2 separate regions of the Homo sapiens genome follow, and region 1 is linked to region 2. The links are chromatin loops, found by intact Hi-C in ENCODE. Cell type or tissue: MCF 10A. All regions are shown on one strand. Links, peaks and the distances in the headings refer to the core of each region. The heading gives the core; the rest is flanking DNA.

Region 1 (11,173 bases), core at 1,197-9,196, 76 kb after region 2:
TTTTCATATGTGAGAGAATTTTCATTTCATTTTCAGTGACATATCTGTGGCCTATTTTTGTCCATTTTTAAAATTGAATTGTTGGCACATTTCTCTCATTTTTAATAGTTCTTTATATTTTAAAGATGTTAACTTTCAGTCCATTCTATTACAAATACTGTGTCCCATCTTGTCATTTTTCTTGTTATTATGCATATGGAGTATTTTGTTTTCATGATTAGAAAAGAATTTTGCCTTTCTCCAGATATAAAAGAATTCAGCCATTACATCATGTTTTCTCATTTTGCTTGTATGGTTTAATACTTTTATCTTTAAATACCTAATCCATTTGGAATTTATCCTAGTGTGTAATGTGAAAAATGGATCCAACTTGATGTATTTAATATATATATTCACTTATCTCAAAACCACTTATTACAAAATCTATAATTTTATCTATCAAGTCAGAGATTGCCCTTATTGCGTACTTGATTTCCATATGTGATTGGGTCTAATTTTTGGACTTTTCTTTTTGTCCGATTGTTATGTCTGTCTAGTCTTCTACCAACACTACACAGTTTTTAACATATGGGCTGTAGCACATTTTAATTTATGGTAGAATTCTTCCCTGTCATTACCCTTCCTTGCCACGTTTTCTTGATTGTTCCTCTGTGTGTGCAAATTTTTTTTCTTCTTTTATTGTTCTATGTTATAACTTAATTTTTATTCAGAGTCCTTATACTTTAGGAATGCTGTGGTTGCTTCTAAGTTTTAGGGGCTCATATAGGGATAGGGTACTGTGGTGCCTCTGTGTTTGAGTTATCTGTACAAGCAAGAACACTCAGACCTACGTTTCTCCATTTTTATTCCTCAGCCATAAGTATACACTGGTCACTCTTGAGATAGTTCGTGTTCCTATCCACAAAACTCCTTCGAGTCTCTTGTCATCTCTGCTGTGGCCAGCGCAGGCTGAAGCATAGGTGTAAAGCTGCAGCTTCTGCTCCACCTTGGGGAAAAGAAAACTTTGTATATTGTGTAGGACTCTGTCCACCTTCACTGATAACACATTCTTGACTCTCACTGATAGTGTTCTTCTTCCTCAGCCCACCTTATGAACATCCTGTTCTGCAATCAGGTCCCAGATCTCACATTCTCAAAGGTTCTCAATTTCTCTTTCTTTAGTCACTCTTACCATTACTTTCTTTTTCCTTTCCACCCATGTGATTCTCTTTCTACAATGATGGGGAGTAGTCATGGAACACCACTTTCTTTCTTCCACTGCTCCCAACTATTTTATTCAAAATACTCTAAATTAAAAAAAGAAATTAAAACTTTTGGGACACATAAGTCAGACTTTTAGGTCGTTTTGTTCTATGTTCTGTCACATACCTTTACTAAAGTGATGTTCACAAAGTTAAGGGTTTGTTTGTTTTTTTTCCTTGAAGGAGGAAAAGAATAGGAGGAAAAAAAAACTATGTAGTTACAATTTCTGGTAGAAATGGGAATGTGTGATCCACATACAGGATTAAAAGCAGGCAACAGAAATGGCCTTTAAGAGAATTCAGATTATTTACTTAACATACGAAGACTTCACAGCAGCTATGAATATATATATTTCCTTTTTGGAGACAGAGTCTCACTCTGTAAACCAGGCTGGAGTGCAGTGGCATGCTATCAACTCACTGCAACCTCCAGCTCCTGGATTCAAGCAATTCTTGTGCCTCAGCCTCCCAAGTAGCTGGAACTACAGACATGTGCCACCACACCCAGCTAATTTTTGTGTTTTGATTAGAAACTGGGTTTCGCCATGTTGGCCAGGCTGGTCTCAAACTCCTGGTCTCAAGTGATCCACCTGCCTCGGCTTCCCAAAGTGCTGGGATTACAGGCATGAGCCACCGCACCCCGCCTATAATAAACATTTTCAAGGAACTAGAGGAAACCATGCTTCAATAAGTAAAAGAAGGTAAATTGACAATGTCTCACTGAATAAAGACTATCAATAAAGATATTGAATTTATAAAAGAAAACAAAATGAACATCCTGGAGTTGAAGAGTACAATAATTGAAATAAATTAACTAGATGGGCTCAACAATAAATTTTAACTGGCAGAAAAAAGAATCAGAGAACTTGGAAATAGATTGATAGAGATTATGCAGTCTGAAGAACAGATAGAAACAAAAAGAATGAGGAAAAGTGAACATAGCATCAGAGAAATGTGGGACATCATTAGGCACATCAACATATATGTAAAGTTAGAACCAAAAAGAAGAGAGAGAAAAGAGCATTATATATATATAGCAACAGAAAAAATTTTCCAAATTTGAAGTTAAAAAACTTCACGTAAAATAAATTCAATGATATTTACACCTAGACACATTATAGCAAAAATGCTGAAAGACAAAGACAAATAAAATATTTTGTAAGCAGTAAGAAAAAATTAGTCATCACATGTAAGGAAACTCTTAATAAAATTAACAGCTAACTTCTCCCCAGAAACAATGGAGGCCAGGAGGCAATGGAATGACATATTCAAAGTGCTAAAAGGGTTATGTATTCATTTCAATCACTAACATTGTACCCCAAAATTGCAGGGTACAATTTCAATATAAAAATCAACTGTATTTCTATATAAAATTTATTGTATTTCTATGCACCAGCAATGAACAATCTAAAAATATAATTAAGAAAACAACTTGGCCAGGTATAGTGGCTCATGCCTGTAATCCCAGCACTTTCAGAGGCCGATTACTTGAGGTCAGAAGTTCGAGACCAGGCTGGCCAACATAGTGAAACCCCATCTCTACTAAAAATACAAAAATTAGCCAGGTGTGGTGGCACGTGCTGGTAGTCCCAGCTACTTGGGAGGCTGAGGCAGGAGAATTGCTCGAGCCCAGGAGGCGGAGGTTGCAGTGAGCCGAGATCACACCACTGCACTCCAGCCTGGGTCACAGAGGGAGACTCTGTCTCAAAAAAGAAACAAACAAGAAAACAATTCTATTTACAATAGCATAAAGAATAAAATACTTAGAAATAAGTTTAACAAACAAAGCGCCAACTTATGCGCTGAAAACTATAAAATAATCACTGAAATTAATTTACAAAGACCTAAATAAATGGAAATGCATCCACATTAATGTATCAGGGACTTAATATTGTTAGGATGGCAAAACTCCCCAAATTGATCTATAGATTCAATGCAATCCTTACCAAAATCCTATCTGAGGTGAATTTTGTTTTTGGCAGAAACTGACAAGTTGATTTTTAAATATCATATAAAAATGTAAGGGCCACCCAGAATAGCCAAAGCAAACTTTAAAAAAACAAACATTGAAAAACTCACATTTTCTGATTTCAAAACTTAATATAATGCTACAGTAATCAAGACAATGTGGTACTGCCAAAATGATAGGCATATGACTCAATGAAATATTATTAATATTTCAGAAATAAACCCTTTTATGGTACACTGATTTTTAATAAGGGTACCAAGTTAATTCAATGGGAAAAGAATAGTCTGTTCAATAATGTTGCCAGTACAACTGGATATCCATACGCAAAAACATAAATTTGAAAAATTTGAATCCCCACCTCATGCCATACAAAAAAAATAAATTCAAGGTTCACAGACCCTATAGAAAAGCTATAAACAATAAATATAAAATTCTTGGAAGAAAATACAGGAGTGAATATTTACAACCAAGGGTTAGGCAATGGTTTGCTAGACATGACACCAGAAGTACAAACAACAACAGAAAAGATAGATAAATTTGACTTCATCAGTATTAAAAATTTTTGTGCTTCAAAGGATACCACTGAGAGGCCAGGCACAGTGGCTCATGCCTGTAATCCCAACACTTCAGGAGCCTAAGGTGGGAGGACTGCTTGAGTCCAGGAGTTCAAGACCAGCTTGTGAAACATGGCAAAATCTCATTTCTACCAAAAATACAAAAATTAGCCAGGCATAGTGGCACACACCAGTTGGCCTAGTTACTTGGGAGGTTAAGGTGGGAGGATCTCTTGTGCTCAGCAGGCAGAGGTTGCACTTAGCCGATATGGTGCCATGGTATTCCAGCCTGTTTGACAGAGCCAGACCCTGTCTCAGAAAAATAAAATATAAAAAGGATACCACCAAGAAAGTGAAAAGACAACTCACAGAACGAAAGAAAATACTTGCAAGTCATATATTTGATAAGGGACTTACATCTAGAATATTTAACTCTTATAACTCAATTATAAACAGAAAAGTAGTTCTATTGAAATTTGGCAGTGTTAGCTTTGCTGAGCTAAAAAGAAATGGCAATGAATTTTAGTAGATATTTCTCCAAGGAAGATATACAAATAGCTAATAAGCACATTAATATCATTAGTTACCAGGGACCTGCTACCCCAAAGCATAGAGATGCCATTTTATATCCACTAGAATAGCTGCAATGAAAAGATAGATATTAACAAAGTAAGGTACCCTGGAATGATGGCTCATGATTTCAGAGTAAAGACACACAGTAAGTACATATGGTGTGCAAGTATCTATGTAGATTCATGTGTGTATGTATAATACACAAATACATACATTTATGTGGAAGAATTCTAGACATTAAAAGCTAAAAAATGTGACTAGCACATAAGTAATCTTAACTATGAAGACTCTAATTTGACAATGTAGGGCCAGAAATATGTATGCAACTATTAACAACAGCATTATCATTAATAGCCCAAAAGTAGAAATAGTGTAAATGTCTATCACTGGACAAATGGATAAACCTAGTGTGATAAATCCATACAATAGAATACCATTCATTTATAAAAAGAAAAAAGCTGCTAATATATGCTACATAATGGGTGGACCTCAAAAACATTATGCTAAGTGAAAGAAGTCAAACACAAAAAAATACATAATGTGTGATTCCATTTATATGAAACGTCCAGATAAGGCAAACCTATAGAGAGTAGATTAATGGCTCTCTGAGCTAGGGGATGGGATTGAGTACTGACTGCAAACAAACATAAGATATATTGGGGTAATAAAATATTCTAACCTGGTTTGAGTTGATGGTTGTAAAAGTCTGTAAATTTCCTAAGAATCATTGAACTGTACACTTAAAACAGGTGAATTTAATGGCATGTACATTATGCTTTAATAAATCTAGTGAGAAAGAGAGAGAGATTCAATAAGATGTTCATCCAATGTCAATTGACACTGAGTACCCTGGAGCTGGCTCAGGAATTCAGCTAGCTGAAGCAATGCAGCTGTGTCAGGCTGCTACTTTCTTAATTTGGGCTGAGTCACTTCCACTCCACCCAGATACATAAGATTCATAGCATTCCTGCCAGCACTCACAGTCTTTTTACCTGTAGGCTAGCAGTGTATGACAGATGCTGACTCATTCACTCGCCAATAGGCTAATCAGCATTGACAATCAGCAATTATACTGCGTTAAGCTCCCAACTTTGTTCTTCAAAGTTGTGGGTAGCTCTAATTTCATTTGCAGCTATGAAGTAGGGCTTTACTATAGGTATCACTCTTGACTTTGACAGAATATTTGTCAGGGGTACCTAAACACCAAGGACAGGACAAGGTCACCAGAGAGTATCCCTGGACAAGGTTAGTCTACAGAGGGAGAAGTTATGCTCATAAATTGAAACAAGGTAAGCATATGTTATCTGGTGAATGTAAAGAATTCTGTTTCTCAGCTTCCTCTCTTTGGTTTTTATAATTAGCCACTTCTAGGGCCACCTGAATTTATCATTTGTGAAGAGAATAAATGCAAACCAAGTCTCCAAATTATGCTGGCTGCACAATCTCTAAAAAATAGCTATTTCATGAGTCTCTATAAAAAATGTTCCTGCTGTAGGATACAAAATCAGTGTGCAAAAATAACAAGCATTCCTATATGCCAATAATAGACAAACAGCCAAATCATGAGTGAACTTCCATTCACAGTTGCTTCAAAGAGAATAAAATACCTAGGAATCCAACCTACAAGGGATGTGAAGGACCTGTTCAAGGAGAACCACAAACCACTGCTCAATGAAATAAAAGAGGACACAAACAAATGGAAGAACATTCCATGCTCATGGATAGGACGAATCAATATTGTGAAAATGGCCATACTGCCCAAGGTAATTTATAGATTCAATGCCATCCCCATCAAGCTACCAATGACTTTCTTCACAGAATTGGAAAAAACTACTTTAAAGTTCATATGGAATCAAAAAAGAGCCTGAATTGCCATGTCAATCCTAAGCCAAAAGAACAAAGCTGGAGGCATCACGCTACCTGACTTCAAACTATACTACAAGGCTACAGTAACCAAAACAGCATGGTACGGGTACCAAAACAGAGATATAGAATAATGGAACAGAATAGAGCCCTTGGGAATAATACCTCAAATCTACAACCATCTGATCTTTAACAAACCTGATAAAAACAAGAAATCAGGAAAGGATTCCCTATTTAATAAATGGTGCTGGGAAAACTGGCTAGCCATATGTAGAAAGCTGAAACTGGACCCCTTCCTTACACTTTATGCAAAAATTAATTCAAGATGGATTAAAGACTTAAATGTTAGATCTAAAACCATAAGAACCCTAGAAGAAAACCTAGGCAATACCATTCAGGACATAGGCACAGGCAAGGACTTCATGACTAAAATACCAAAAGCAATGGCAACAGAAGCCAAAATTGACAAATGGGATCTAATTAAACTAAAGAGCTTCTGCACAGCAAAAGAAACTACCATCAGAGTGAACAGGTGACCTACAGAATGGGAGAAAATTTTTACAATCTACCCATCTGACAAAGGGCTAATATCCAGAATCTACAAAGAACTCAAACAAATTTACAAGAAAAAAATCAAACAACCCCATCAAAAAGTGGGCAAAGGATATGAACAGACACTTCTCAAAAGAAGACATTTATGCAGACAACAGACACATGAAAAAATGCTCATCATAACTGGCCATCAGAGAAAGGCAAATCAAAACCATAATGAGATACCATCTCATACCAGTTAGAATGGCGATCATTAAAAAGTCAGGAAACAACAGGTGCTGGAGAGGATGTGGAGAAATAGGAACACTTTCACACTGTTGGTGGGACTGTAAACTAGTTCAACCATTGTGGAAGACAGTGTGGTGATTCCTCAAGGATCTAGAACTAGAAATACCATTTGACCCAGCCATCCTATTACTGGGCATATACCCAAAGGATTATAAATCATGCTGCTATAAAGACATATGCACACGTATGTTTCTTGAGGCACTATTCACAATAGCAAAGACTTGGAACCAATCCAAATATCCATCAGTGATAGACTGGATTAAGAAAATGTGGCACATATACACCATGGATATGCAGCCATGAAAAAGGATGAGTTTATGTCCTTTGTAGGGACATGGATGAAGCTGGGAACCATCATTCTGAACAAACTATCACAAGGACAGAAAACCAAACACCACATGTTCTCACTCATAGGTGGGAACTGAACAATGAGAACACTTGGACACGGGCGGGGGGAACATCACACACAGGGTCCTGTTGTGGGGTCAGGGGAGAGGAGAGGGATAGCATTAGGAGATATACCTAATATAAATGACAAGTTAACGGGTGCAGCACACCAACATGGCACACGTATACATATGTAACAAACCTGCATGTTGTGCACATGTACCCTAGAATTTAAAGTATAATTAAAAAAAAGAACTTTCCCCTTAGAAAATAAATAAATAAATAAATAAATGAAAAAAATATTCCTGCTGTAGAATAAAAGAGCAAGAAATTTCCCCAATTTTTTTCAAGAGAACAGTAGTTTAAGGAGTGCATTTAAGGAATAGGAAGGATCTTTTTCCACATACACTAAGACTGGGCTCAAGAGGTTCTGAAGAGCTTAGATACTTCTAGTGATGCTTTTTCACATTTTTAATGTCCCTGGGAACCAGGAGTTTATCAAGTTCAAAGCTGTACTCCCAAGACAGACATAATGTCAAGAACATAATTACATTAAATAATGTTTTTATTATATGATTGAGTAACATATTAAGTAAGTTACAGAGGCTTTTACAGACATTTCAAGAGCTAAGAGAAAGCTCCTAAGCCAGATGAAATCCCGGAGCTAAAGGTACCTGCAAAGGCAAGCGCCAGAGTCATTATAAGCAAGAACAACAGGAGAAAGATCCACAGTTTCTTTCTAGCAACTATGGATGGTTAAGAGCAATACTTATTAGAGGGCGACGAGAGACCACATGAGCACTTCAGATGTGTAGGTTCATAACGTCCCTCTTCTTTTCAGGCTTTCCTATGATATTTTGTAGTATGCAATGCTGTGCAGCATACTAGGGTGGCTGGACTTTGTTTGACAAAGAGGCTAGAGCCAAGTGAAATTTGATGTTCTTTCCTAAAAGAATACATGGGATCTTCATGATCTGAACATCTCCACGGCAGAAAGTATAGCTTAGAACACTATATAGCTTGCAAATAACTCTCAAGGACAAATCTTACTAGCTCATCATAAAAAGCCTAAATAGTAGGGAAGATATTATTCCTATTTTACAGTTAAGGAAACTGAAATCAAAAGAGATTAGGAGACTCTCCCAGGAAGTAGCAAAGCCACAAATTTAATCCAGATCTGCTTATTGCAAAGACAGTATAAATTCTTCCTTATAATACACCCTAATGGGAGGCACACAGCAGCTGGCTCTCCAGATGAGGCTGCTTCCATCAAAGCGGACTTGTTTGTTTTTCTTCTTTTCTTTGTTTTGCTTGAAGTGATTTTAGCTCAGCCAAAGAAGCAGACTCACAGAGTGCCATGAGCTATTTGTACCATGGTCACCTATATCAGAAAATGGCAAGGACTCCAAATATTAGAGCAAGAAGGGACATAAAGTTCTCTGGGCCCAGGCTCTGTATGTCACAGGTGAGGAAACTGCAGCCTAATGGACCCATGAGAGATAAGGATAAAGATAGCATGAACCTCAGAGGCCAACTGAGATGGTGACTGACATCCGAGTGTCTGTTCCACAGCCCAATACAATCTTCTCATCTAAAAGCAAACAGCACATGCTCTCAGGAGGGAAATAAGATAGAGCATTTTATTATAGTCTCTAAATTATGATTCTCTATTATTTTTACTAGGACTGTCAGCCTGAGTTGTCATAACTGCATTATAATCTCTTTTAGGACAGAGCCTAAGTAGAATGCCTTATTCACTTACCCCAGAAATTGCTAGTGTAAATGCAAATTCTTAGTGAGAACTTCATGAGCAAATCAAAACCTTCACCATACATGGCTAGGGTTAAGGAGAATGCTAACAAAATATGCATTCATTAAAAATTCAAATACAGCAAAGCAATATTAATCTTTAAAAGTATTTTTCAAAATGCTGCCAAAAGTAATACTGAAAATAAAGTCACCTTTGAGCAAAATTAGAGCTTGCAAAGCCATTTTTCCAATCTTGAAAATTCTAATTGATGTAAACCCAAAAGAACTGCAGCTCAGCAAGGTTTAGCTACACTTAAACACTCAGAAATTGCACTGTGCCATAGAGTTTGACTTCCTTAAACTCTCTGCAGGTTTCACCGGCAATAAGTAATGGGCAGGTCTTTTGTTGTTTTCATTTTCTGTGACTCTTCCATTTTCTATTGAACCAAATTTTGCTTTCTCAAAAACACCTATGAATATTTGGTACCACTAATTGGCAGCTTCAAGAATGGAATGGAATTGTTTGAGGAGGGATGGCCTGGGAAGAAGGAAAGCATTTCATGTGTCACAACTCATTACAAACCCAAGGAATAAATATTTCCTTATTGGTAAAATAAGGGAGTGGCCCTGCATACTCTAAGGCACCATCCAGTTCTCAAGTTTCAAAGGCTATGATTAAAACTAAACATTGATTCAATCAAGTGATATCATTTATTAAGCTAAATAAGAAATACTAAGCAGAATCAGCAGCTAAGCTCACTACAGAATTGTTTTTAAAACATATAAACCTCCACACTGTCAGATAATCTCATTTTAATTTGTTTCAGGGCTGCCTGGCTAGCAAGCCCCAAAATGAAATCTTATTTCATGTATAGCAGCAGATACAATTGTCTGCATTCACTTATTTGCCATTAGAGCTGGATAATTTCTTGTTCTTGGACTGCAGCTATAGTTCCCTTTGATATCTTGCACACACCTCACTAGGTGCAAAATCTTCACAGAGAAAAGAGGAAAGACAGGAAAGACAATAAAGTAAAGAAAAGGAAAGGGAGCCCACACTGTCTCCAAAAAGACATATAATAAAATTCAGTATTTTTTATGTCATCATATAAAGAATGACTTGTATATTGATCTTACTCTGTTGTTGCATTGATTAGGATCAAAGCCTCCCTTGCTGCAATGAAACCAAGTTCTGTAAACATAAGTTTCAGTCATCAGCTATATTAATTTACAGGAAAATACAATGACTAGGTGAAAAAATGCACATAACTATTTTTAGTAGAACCGAGCCTAACAGAATTTCTGATCCTATCAAAGTTCTAGTAGAAATTAGTCATGTAATTTAAAAATTTAACACTTGAATAACATCTGCTCTGTGCTAAGCCCTGTTCTAAGTCCTCTGTACATATTAAATCTCACAACAACCCAATGACATAAATGTAATTTTTATCTCCATTTTACTCACGACAAAAACTTAGACACAGAATTTCAGGGGCCAGGCATAGTGTCTCACGCCTGTAATCGCAACACTTTGGGAGGCTGAGGCAGGTGGTGGCACATGCCTGTAATATCAGGGAGGCCGAGGCATGAGAATCGATTGAACGTGGGTGGGGGGAGATGGAGGTTGCCGTGAGCCGAGATCGCACCATTGTACTCCAGCCTGGGCAACAGAGTGAGATTCTGTCTTAAAAAAAAAAAAAAAAAATTAGAGACTGTATTACGTTGAATAGTATTCCTCCTCAAATTCCCAAATTCATATCCACCCAGAACCTGGGAATGTAACTTTATTTGGAAGAAGGGTCTTCGCAGGTGTAATCAAGTTAAGATGAAGTCATACTTGATTATGGTGGCCTTAAATCCAGTAGGACTGCTGTCCTTATAAAAAGGGGAAAATTTGGAAACGGAGAAACACAGAGCACCAGGTAAAGGCAGAGGCAGAGGTTGAAGTGATGTGTCTACAAACCAAGCAACACTAAGGATTGTGAGCAACCAGCCGA
Region 2 (11,173 bases), core at 1,660-9,659:
TATCACACATACACAGGTAATATCTTGTTTATCCCCATTCTGTGGTATCGAATCACCTGCTAAAGTGGTAAGTCGAAGACTGCTGGTGAATTTCTATGTATAAATTTAAGTCCAGTTTTCTCAGGACTTGGTAGCAAAGTCACAAACCTCAACCTTACTCATTTCTGCATAGGCACCCAGTATACTTTGTGTGTGTGTGTGTGTGTGTGTGTGTCTATTTGAGGCCAGCTTGTCTTTACAATCCACTCCAATTTCTGGAGAAGAGGAAGGGAAGGGAAGAAGAAGAGTATTTGCCTTTTCATATCTGTTTTCCAGGTCAGATGAGTTCAAGTCTTCCCGTTTTCTTGGCCATAAGAACTGGGAAGTCTTTTTTCTGCCAGTCTTTTCAGGCAAGAAAAGGAATTAAGAGAAAAACTGTTATTCTCCAGTTTCTCTGTTGCTGTGAAGCTCTAAAGCATCGTTGCAAAAAAGGAAGAGACTTTCTTGTCTGTGTTTTCTAAACATGCATATTTATCTCTTCACCTGTCTACTGTACTATGAATGGCAATGAGCTCTACTTGGAAGTTCAAGGTCCACTCTATCATCTTACCCGCTATGTGATCTTAATTAACTACTTAACATCCCTGAACTTCAATTTTAAAAGGATGAGTTCATGTCTTTTGCAGGGACATGGATGAAGCTGGAAACCATCATTCTTAGCAAACTAACACAGGAACAGGAAACCAAACACCGCATGTTCTCACTCACAAGTGGGAGTTGAACAATGAGAACATATGGACACAGGGAGGGGAACATCACACACCGGGGCCGGTCGTGGGGTGGGGAACTAGGGGAGGGATTGCGTTAGGAGAAATATGTAAATGTAGATGACGGGTTGATGGGTGCAGCAAACCACCATGGCATGTGTATACCTATGTAACAAACCTGCATGTTCTGCACATGTATCCTAGAACTTAAAGTATAATAAAAAAAGTTCTTTGAAATCTCTTTAAGGCATACTTTTTGCTACTATTAAATGATGTAAAATATGTGTTCTAGTTAGTATTATGGTTAATTGCAACCAACAGAAAACCCTAGTACAGTAGCTTCAAACATACAAGCTTTTTTTTTTCCTTCTCTCATATGGAGATAGGCAGTGTGGGCTGGTAAGATAATTCAGGATGTTACCTTCCTCAGGTACCTTCTGGGTTTTGCCCGACCGTTCTTGTTGACTTCTGTCCTCATGATGCCAAGATGGTTGTCTCACCTCAGGCCTGATTTACTGCTTTCATCAAATTAAGGGGAGAGCAAAACATCACAGAGAGGGACTGATGAAGGTGCATACCTGCTGACTCCATCTTTTTAAACGTTTCCTGGGAAGCCTAACCTAGTAACTTCCACTCATATTTTATTAGCCACACCAGGATATTTGGCCACTTCTGGCCTCAAGAGAGTCTGAGGAGAGGGGTGTTTTAACTGGGCACATGGCTACCCTCAGCAAAACAAGAATTCTGTTAATGAAGAAGAAGGGGAAAATGGATTGGTATAGTCAACTACCATGTTATATGAAACACATAGCACACAGTGCCTGCACAGAACACCTCAGTTTAGCCAGATATTCCCCATAATGGAAAGTATAATCCCACCACCTCATCTTTGATTTTTTTTTCCTTTGTTTCACTCACAGAAATATCTCTTATTTTTTTTTTCTCCCAGACAAGATATTCATAGAAAAAATACGAGTTGGAAGACTAAAAGCGATCCTGTGATCCAAATTTTACAAAAACAAAACAAAACAAAACAAAACTAAGACTAATACTCAGAGTCTACATCACAACTGGTTCTTACTCATCCTTCTAGATTCAGCATAATTTCACACTACTTCAACCATCACTTGTTGGTCACTTTATCCACAAATTATAAATTTTCTTTAAAATCAATCGTATCAACTGTAGAATTTAAATATTTAAATGTCTTTAACTTTTTAAAGTTTTAGTCATATACATATAGGGACAAGGAGTAAGAAGGTATTAACAATGTATTTGTACTTCTGTTACAATGTTTAGATTTCCAAAAAACATTTATGTATCCATTGGAACAAAAAAGGAAAGAAAATAAATAGAAATATTCAACACAATCAAATATAATAGCAAGGTTTGAAGAATATGAAATAGAAGGGAATTTACACATTTCAGGGGAGAAAACAAGCTGTTATTTCCTTGAATATATCTTTTGGAATCCACATCTGAATTAGCAGATGTCTATTTGTATCTATTGTGACAACAGAGGTCAACATTTCTGAGTCTCCTGTAACATCACAGTAATTCAAGTATATTACAGTGATACATTGTTTTTCCCCCTTATGAAATGCTAACTGAATGCTAAATCACAAATGTACTTGATCTTTGTATGACTTGTTTACAGTTTATAAATTTCTTGCCTCATGTTATCTTCTGATATTTATAATCCATGTTAAAATTTGTCTTTATTTATAATTTAGGCAACTGACATTGAGAGAGGTAAAGAGACTTGCCCAAAGCAACACAAAGTGAAAGGGATAAAACTTCTGATTTCACTTCCAGCTCTCTTTCTCCCACCTCTCTAATTCTTGACCCACTGGTAAAGAATATGCATTTGGGGTCAAAATTTAAAAAGGGTTTACATGCCATTTGAGAAAAAAAAAAGCGTGTTTTGTTTATTTTTTCCAAGTTTGGAATATTATGGTATCGGGGAGAAAAACATTTTCAGGTTCAGTGGTATGGCTAAAAACTTTAGCCAATAAATTTACAACTAGACTGAAGTGTCTAATCTGACAGGTGAAATTCATCATGCCTCTTACCTTCAATTAACTGCTTCGATTTTCTCAAAGAGCAAGCCAAGGACAAAAAAAAAAAATCACTTGCTAGTGATTGATATATTGAATTAAGAGCTGATCACTTTCTCTTTATAATTCTCTGTGAGGATCATCTATATCCTGAAGGAATCACTCTCTGAGTCATATCAAACTCATTCTGGAACCTCTGTCTGCAGACTAGTAATTATTGGAATAAACCAAGGTCTTTCATTCTGTAATTTGCTTCATTGGTTTGATTACTAAGTATTTCTTGAGTCATTAATATGGACTCTTAACTGTTCCAGGTGCTGAGGATATGTGTGCATAGCCAAACTGGACGAACCCTAACCCTCATGATGCTTCCATTCCTATAGGAGACAAAGGAACATGTAAAAACGGTGAAACGCTACCATGACTATAATAGTAGCATGTTATAAGGCAAAAGGAGGAAAAAGTCTCTTGTGTCTAGTAGTCCAGAGGACACTGAAGATGCTATCTGAACAGTAATTTGAAGCATCATGAGGATATACTGGAAGAGGAAGAAAGTAACACCATGAGAGAACAATGAAACTGGAAGAAAATAGAGGATAGGAAGGGAGGTCTCAGCAAAGTCTGTGTATATTGAAGTAGAAATAAAAGAGGAAAAACCCTGGAGAATTTTGTCACCAGACATTGTAATTATGTTTTTAGATGATGTCACATGTGTGGCATTTTTCCAGGGATAGGTTCAAGATGGGACTGGACCATGGAAGTAGCTACCAACCTATAGCATAGATGGAAGTTCTCAAATGAGTAAGGTCAGGCTATTGGGTGGGTTTACATGAGTGATGTGAGTATTAATGCTGCCATTGATGCTAACAGGGATGAGGATGAAAGGAAAAACTGGTCCCAAATAAAAATTCTCAATGCTTTAAACTAAGGGGCTTTCAAATGACAAACGGGTAGTCAGATAATCAATGCTATATCTGGGGGGCATACATTACAAAGGAGGAGTAAATTATTGCATGGCTCTAGAAAAGTTATGGTCTGAAAGTAGCTACAAAATTCTAAGACCATCCCCAAAACTCAAAGTACATATGATGTAAGAACATGAAGTGTCATCTTTGCAGAATACTAAAAGGGAAGTAGGGTCTATGAAAAAAAGACAGGTATGTTAAGACAAGGAATTTGAAGAGTGGAGGAATCTGTTTAAAGTTGAATATGGGTCCTAAAAGCTCAAATGAATGATACCAGGAGTGGCAGGAAGAATCAGAGGAGAAAAGTGTCAGAATGAATATTTCAGAATAGTAGCAAATGAATATTTGGCTTAATGATCTTGTACTGTCACCACTAGATAACAACAAACGGATTATGGTGCATGGTTTCTGAGGTTTGAGCACCAAACAGAGTGAAGTTTTGAGTGTTATTGAGGTTATATCAAATGGATGCTTGAATACACTATGAGTGGAGTTACAGGGGTTTAGAGTTTAGTCTGAGTTTAGAGAATCCAGAGTAATACAGAGTTAGTCTGAGTTTAGAGAATCCAGAATCTTGTATAGCATGTGGTAAGCTTGCCTACCCTTTGCTCTAGAGGCAGACGTTTTGTTTGTTGTACTGGATAAAAAGAATGCCTGGAATTACAGGCACGAGGTGGGCAGATCACCTGAGGTCAGGAGTTCAAGACCAGCCTCACCAACATGGTGAAACCCCATCTCTACTAAAAATACAAAATTAGCTAGGTATGGTGGTGCATGCCTGTAATCCCAGATACTCTGGAGGCTGAGGCAGGAAAATCACTTGAACCCGGGAAACAGATGTTGCAGTGAGCAGAAATTGCACCATTGCACTCCAGCCTGGGCAACAAGAGCGAAACTCCATCTCAAAAAAAAAAAAAAAAAAAAAAAAAAAAGGAATGTTTGCCTTAAGAGAGAGACACTATCCCTTGCTTCAAAGACTATTAAACATCCTTGAAACAATAATCTGGACTGAGGGGTACTCTATATATCTACTGACAAAACATGTAGAAGCATGACCCTTGGAGAACAGTCTCACGATATTGGTTTGTGACCCTTCTTCTAGCTTCAGGGATGACTGAGGATTTGAGCTTAGATTGAATCCCTTTTGTTACACTAACTCAAAGGATTTATCAATGTACTCTACCCAGGATAGGTGAGAATTCAGCTGAGGCAACTATGAATCAAACCAAGCACAAGTGCCTCATTGTTGGGACTATAATGAGTAACAACTGGTAATGAATCATGAGTTACAGCTGAACAAGAAGCTGAGCACTGCTCATGTAGCCCTGAAGGAGCTATTGCTTAATAAGATGTAACAACTGAAGAGACCCAAGAACTGATGGTTTTCCCGTGATGTGATGGCCTTGCCTTACCCAAGTTTGTCTTTTTGTGACCAGACATTTCCCAAGACTGCAGTGGCTAAGAAATTTTGAAGCCATGCCTAAGAGTTGTGGGACCACCCTAGAGTGCTGTTCTGCTATATTGTTGCCTTCTTTTCTGTGTACCTTCTTAAAGCTGTCTGCTTTATGTCAATTCAAACAACCAATGTTGCTCTTGAACAAAGTGAGCACTGCCCCTTATGAAAGGAAATAATCCTGGCTGCTTGCATTCTGGAAGATGAGCATGCATGCACTATTTTCAGGATGTTATCCGTGCCTAATATTCAGCAGTCCTCTGGTTCACACTATCTAAGGAATAAATGTTCAATCTTCTGCTATGTTGGATAAAATCATGTGCCCATCTGTGGGGCATCAGAGAGGAGATTTGAAAACTAAACCACTTCTTATGCAGACTTTCCACCCATCCTTCTGTTTTGCTTTTCCTCTTCTTTACCACGGTCAGAGGTACCTGTGCCACCTGAACCTTTCTGCCTTCATCTTCTAGGGTTTCTGCCAAATTCACTTAGTTTTCTGCTCCTAAAGTCTGTTCTCTGTTACAATTTGTCATCTGCCTTCCAGTTTTTATAGTATGTTGTTATTATCCATTATAATTTTCTTGGTCTTGGTGGGTTTCTCCTTTTTGATTTTTTAAATAAATAAATAAAATGAAAAAATAAAATTCACGACTCAATACCACGTTACTAGGGTTTTGAAGGAGAACAAAGGTTAGCACACGTGTTCAATTTACCACTGTAATCACAAAGCCTCAGAATCACTTTTTACCTTTCAATCATTTAATGCTCAATAAATAACCAAGGCACCCTTCATCGTTGATAATGTACCTGGGCAGAGGCTCTAGAATGCTATTGTCTTCCCCCCTGCCCACCCCTCCACCAGGTTATCAAATCAAGTTCAATAGATAGTTATTGAATTTTACCCAGAGTATATACGGAATGATTTATGCATACTTTAATTACAGCCATATTTTACCTTGGATGGCCATTTTCATTAAAATGGTCCATAATATATATTCTTAAAGTCAGGTTTATTGAAGAATAATTTAATACTATAAAATTCTTCAATTTTCGGTGTAGAGTAGAATGAGTTTTCACACATTTATTCAGCATTGAGATAGCCACCAAAATCAAGATGTAAAATGTTTCAACTTCCAAAAATTTTCTTCCTGCTTCTTTGTAGACAATCCTCTTACCCTATCCCCAGACCTTGGCAACAACTGATTCATCCTTATGAAATTGTCTTTGTAGGACTGTCATGGAAAAGGAATTCTGTAATAAGTGCCTTTTGTTTCTGGCTTTTATCACTCAGCAGGCTACATTTGAGATTAATCCATGAGGTTAAATATGTAAGTAGTTCACTCCTTTTTTTCCTTTTTAATCCATTGTATGGCTGTAATACAATTGAGTTGCTTCTGGTTTGGGCTTCTATATTTATTCTATATATATATATAAGATATATAATATGTAAATAAATATAATGTATCTATAAAGCTTTATCTATAGATAAAGATATATTACACCTTTATACATATCTTAATATATAATATATATAAAGCTTTATCTATAAAGATATATTACAGCTTTTTACATATCTATAAAGATAATACACAGCTTTATACATAATATATATATTTATTCATATTGTACACAACATATTATATAAATAATATAAATTATACTATATTATATATAATTATGTATAATATAAACAAATATATATTATGTATCAATAGATAAAGCTGCTGCAGACATTCATGTATAGGTATTATGTGCATACAACTTTTCATTTTTCTTAAATACCTAGGAGTAGGATTGCTGGATTATGAGTATATAATTAAATTCTTTTTTTTTCTTTTTAAGAGATGGGGGTCTCATTCTATTGCCCAGGCTGGAGTACAGTGATGCAATCATAGCTCCCTGCAGCCTTGAACTTCTGGGCTCAAGCGATCCTCTTGCCTCACCCTCTTTAGTAGTTGGGACTCCAAGCACAGCCCATCATGCCAAGCTAATTTTTAATTTTTTTTTTTTTGTAGATATGGGGTCTTATGTTGCCCAGGCTGGTCTTAAACTCCAGGGCTCAAGCAGTCCTCCTGCCTCAGCCTCCCAAAGTGTTGGCATTACAGGTAGGAGCCACTTTGCCTGGCCTTTATTAAATTCATACTGAACTACTGAACCATTTTCTAAAGTGGCTATTTTGTACTTGCACCACAATATATGAGGGTTCTGGCTGTTCCACATGACTTTTTTTTTTTTTTTTTTTTTTTTGGTGCCCTATCATACTAGCTAGAACCTAAAGCAAATGTTGGATATAAGTGTAGATAGCAGGAACCATTACCTAGTTCCCAGTCTTAAAGGGAAAGCATTCAGCCTTTTATTGTATAATAGAATGTTAGCCATATATGGCATTTAAGATATCCTTTAAGAAAATGAAGAAGTTCTTTTCTATTTGTATGTTGCTGAGAGGTTTTGTTGTAAAGTGTTATTGAATTTTGTCAATTTTTAAAATGCATCTATTAAGATGATCACCTTTTTTCTTGTTTATTTTGTTGATATAGGTGAAATTCATTGACAGATTTTCAAAATTTGAACCAATTTTGCATTCCTGGTATATAAACACCATGTGGTCAAGGTGTATTATCTTTTTATATATTGCTGGATTTTATTGGTAATATTTTTTAAAGGATCTTTGCAAATAGGCTCATGAAGGATGTTGGTCTGTATACTTCTTTTCTTGTAACATTTTTTACTGTTTGGCAGCAAGTTAATGCTAGCATCAATATAGAGTTGAAGAATGTTTCCTTCTCTTTCAGAAGAATTTGTATAGAAATGGTGTGACTTTTCTCCGAAAAGTTTGTTAGCATTTTCCTATGCAGCCATTTGTGCCTCGACTTTTTTTTTTTTTTTTTTTTTTTTTTGCTTGTTTGTCTGTTTTTGGGGATGAGTTTTAACTATACTTTTGTAATAAATACAGAGTGATTCAGGTTACATTTTTTTTTTTTTTTTGAGACAGAGTTTCACTCTTGTTGCCAAAGCTGGAGTGCAATGGTGTGATCTCAGCTCACTGCAACCTCTGCCTCCTGGGTTCAAGTGATTCTCCTGACTCAGCCTTCTGAGAAGCTGGAATTACAGGTGCGTGCCACCACGCCTGGCTAAATTTTTGTATTTTTAGTAGAAACGGGGTTTCACCATGTTAGCCAGGCTGGTCTCGAACTCCTGACCTCAGGTATTCACCTGCCTCGGCCTCCCAAAGTGCTGAGATCACAGGCGTAAGCCACTGCACCCGGCCATTTACTTCTTTATGATTGAGCTTTGGTAATTTGTGTCTTTCAAGTAATTTGACTTTCATCTATGTTATGATATTTATTTTATTCATTGGCATAAATTGTTCCACAAAATCCCTTTAATATATACTTACTAATCTGTACAATGTGTAATGTTTCTGCTTTTATTACATATATTGGTAATTTTTGTATCTCTTTTTTTCATGATCAGTTTGGCTAAAGGTTCATCAATTTCATCAATTCTTTTTAAAGAACCAGGTTTTGGTTTAATAAATTTAAAATAAAAAACTTTTTATTCTGTTTAAAAGTTCATTGATTTCTGGTAATATATTTCTTTCTTTCTCTCTGTTTTCCTTGAATTTACCTTACTTTTTTTTAGTTTCTTAGGATATTACCTTCCATTATTGATTTTAGACTTTCCTAGATTTCTGAATACACATAAAAATTTTCCTCTAAGCATTGCTTAAACGACATTCCACAAATTTTGGTATGTTGTATTTTACATAGAGTCAATTCAACATTTTATTTCTGTTTTGACCCATGGGCTAGGTAGAAGTGTAATGCTTAATTTTCAAATATTTGGAGACTTTACAAGTATCTTTCTGTTACTTATTTCTACTTTAACTTCATTTTTTGAAAAAAAACACCATTTATGTAAATTTACATTTCAGTTGGTGAGATTTGAATTATAACTCAGAAAATAGTCTATTTTGGTGAATGTGTCCTGTGTATTTGAAAAGAATGTGCATTCTGCCATTGTTGTGTGAAGTGTCTTTTAAATATCAACTATCAAAATTGTTCCATAATATTGTTCAGCTCTTTTATGTTCTTAGTGATTTTCTGTTGACTTGTTCCATCAGTCACTGAGTAATTGAAATTCCCAACTATATTTATATATTTCTCAATTTATTTTTTCAGTTGCTTTTTTCTTATGTATTTTGAAGTATTTTGAAGCATTTTTGTTGGGTCCATACATATTTATGACAATGATGTCTTTGTGATATAATTTTAAATTATTTATCCATAGGATATATTATTTATATTATTCCTCTTTATTTTCAATAATAGTGCTTATTCTAAGGCTACCTTGTGTAATATTAATAGATACTTCCACTTTTTTTGTAGTGTTTACAAAGCAAATCTTATTTCTATCATTTTCTGTTAACGAAGTTATATCTTTATATTAAAAAATGTTTTGTCTATAGTATAGAATGGGATCTTACATTTCTGCCTAATCCGACAATCTTTGCCTTTTTGGTGGGGGTTGACTATTTACAGTTAATACATTTGGATCTAAATCTTTGCTCTTGCTAGTTGCTTTTTCATTGCCCTATATGTCTCCCTTACCCTCTTTCCCTGCCTTCTTTTGGTTTGAGTTTATTTACAATTTTACTTTTGAAAGCATAATTTTGTACTTGTTCTAAGGTTTACATTACACATTTTAAATTTATCACAGTCTATCTTCAATTAACACTATACAACTTCAGGTATATGAAAATATTAAAGCAGTACACTTTCATATTTTGTGCTATTGAATTCATACATTTTACTTAAACATGTTAACCACATAACACATTGTTACACATTTCTGCTTTAAACAGTTAACTTTTGAAAAGATTAAAAATAAAAATTCTCATTTCTACCATTTTCCTGTGCTGTTTATTTGTGTAGATTCAAATTTCCATGTGATATTATAGTCTGTTTCTGAAGAACACTCTCTTCTAACACTTCTTTTAGTGCAGTATATTGGCAATAAAATCTCTTAGATTTTGTTGGTCTGAGAAAGTCTCTTTTATTTGCATTAACTATTGAAAAATATTTTCAATGGTTATAGAATTCTAGATTGACAGATTTATTTTTTTTTCTTTTAGCACTTTAAAGATTTTACTCTGTTAGCTTCTGGCTACCACAGTTTCAGATGAAAAATCAGTTGTCATTCTTACATTGCTTCTCTTTAATGTTTTATTTTTCCCCTCTGGCCACCTTCAAGACTTTTCTTTAAGTTTGGTTTTATCAGTTTGAATATAATAACTCTAGGACTGTGTGTATGTGTGTGTATATGTGCACATGTGTGCACATCTGACTTGTGTTTTCCCTAAGTTTCTACAAATGGTGGTCTAGCTTTAATTAATTTTGGAAAATTTCATCTATTATATCTTTAAATGTTTCTTCTGCTCCTTTGGTTCTGTCTTTTCCTTTTCAAACTCCAATTACATGTATATCCAATTATTTGATATTGTCCGAGAGCTCTCATTGCTTTGTTCTTGTTTTAATTTTTTGTCTTTTTTTCTCTTTGTCACAGTTTGGATAATCTATGTAGCCCAATATTCAAGTTATCTGTTTTTATGGTCTATTCAGTGTGCTAAGTCTGTTAAAATTTTCGTTGTGTTCAATATCAAAATTATTCTAAAACTCCCACTTTACTATTTCTTTTAGCTTTCATTTCTTTTCTGATATTCCCTATTTGTGTAAATATGTCATCCAATTTTCCCACTAGATGATATGATTTCACATAGTATTCAAAGCAATTCTAAAGTTTATATCAGTTCTACCATCTAAGTCACCTGTGAGTCTGATATTATTTATTGCCTCACCTTGTGTTACTCCTTTTTTCCTTTTATATGTGTGTCACAATCCTGATGGATTGCTTAACATCATGAGCAGAAGAAAACTAAAAACTAAGGTAAAT

What was found. Hi-C counts contacts between places; a loop is a spot of excess contacts. Peaks named below come from ENCODE experiments on the same cell type or tissue, not always from the same donor. Only the 100,000 strongest peaks of a DNase experiment are listed, where the experiment ranks them.
Region 1: a loop joins it to region 2, with 3 times the contacts of the local background. A loop is called at or near these places in 2 of 110 quality-filtered maps.

The regions. Positions count from the first base shown.
Region 1 is chr18:52,154,983-52,166,155 of GRCh38, reverse strand. All of the region lies in intron 3 of LOC105372121 (a long non-coding RNA gene), which reads right to left. Among named protein-coding and RNA genes, the nearest start is that of DCC, 180 kb to the left of the region's middle. In MCF 10A, for the core only: no CTCF peak of the experiment used is centred there; a DNase peak (open chromatin) is centred at 5,315.
Region 2 is chr18:52,231,616-52,242,788 of GRCh38, reverse strand. No RefSeq gene overlaps it. Among named protein-coding and RNA genes, the nearest start is that of DCC, 100 kb to the left of the region's middle. In MCF 10A, for the core only: no CTCF peak of the experiment used is centred there; a DNase peak (open chromatin) is centred at 5,048.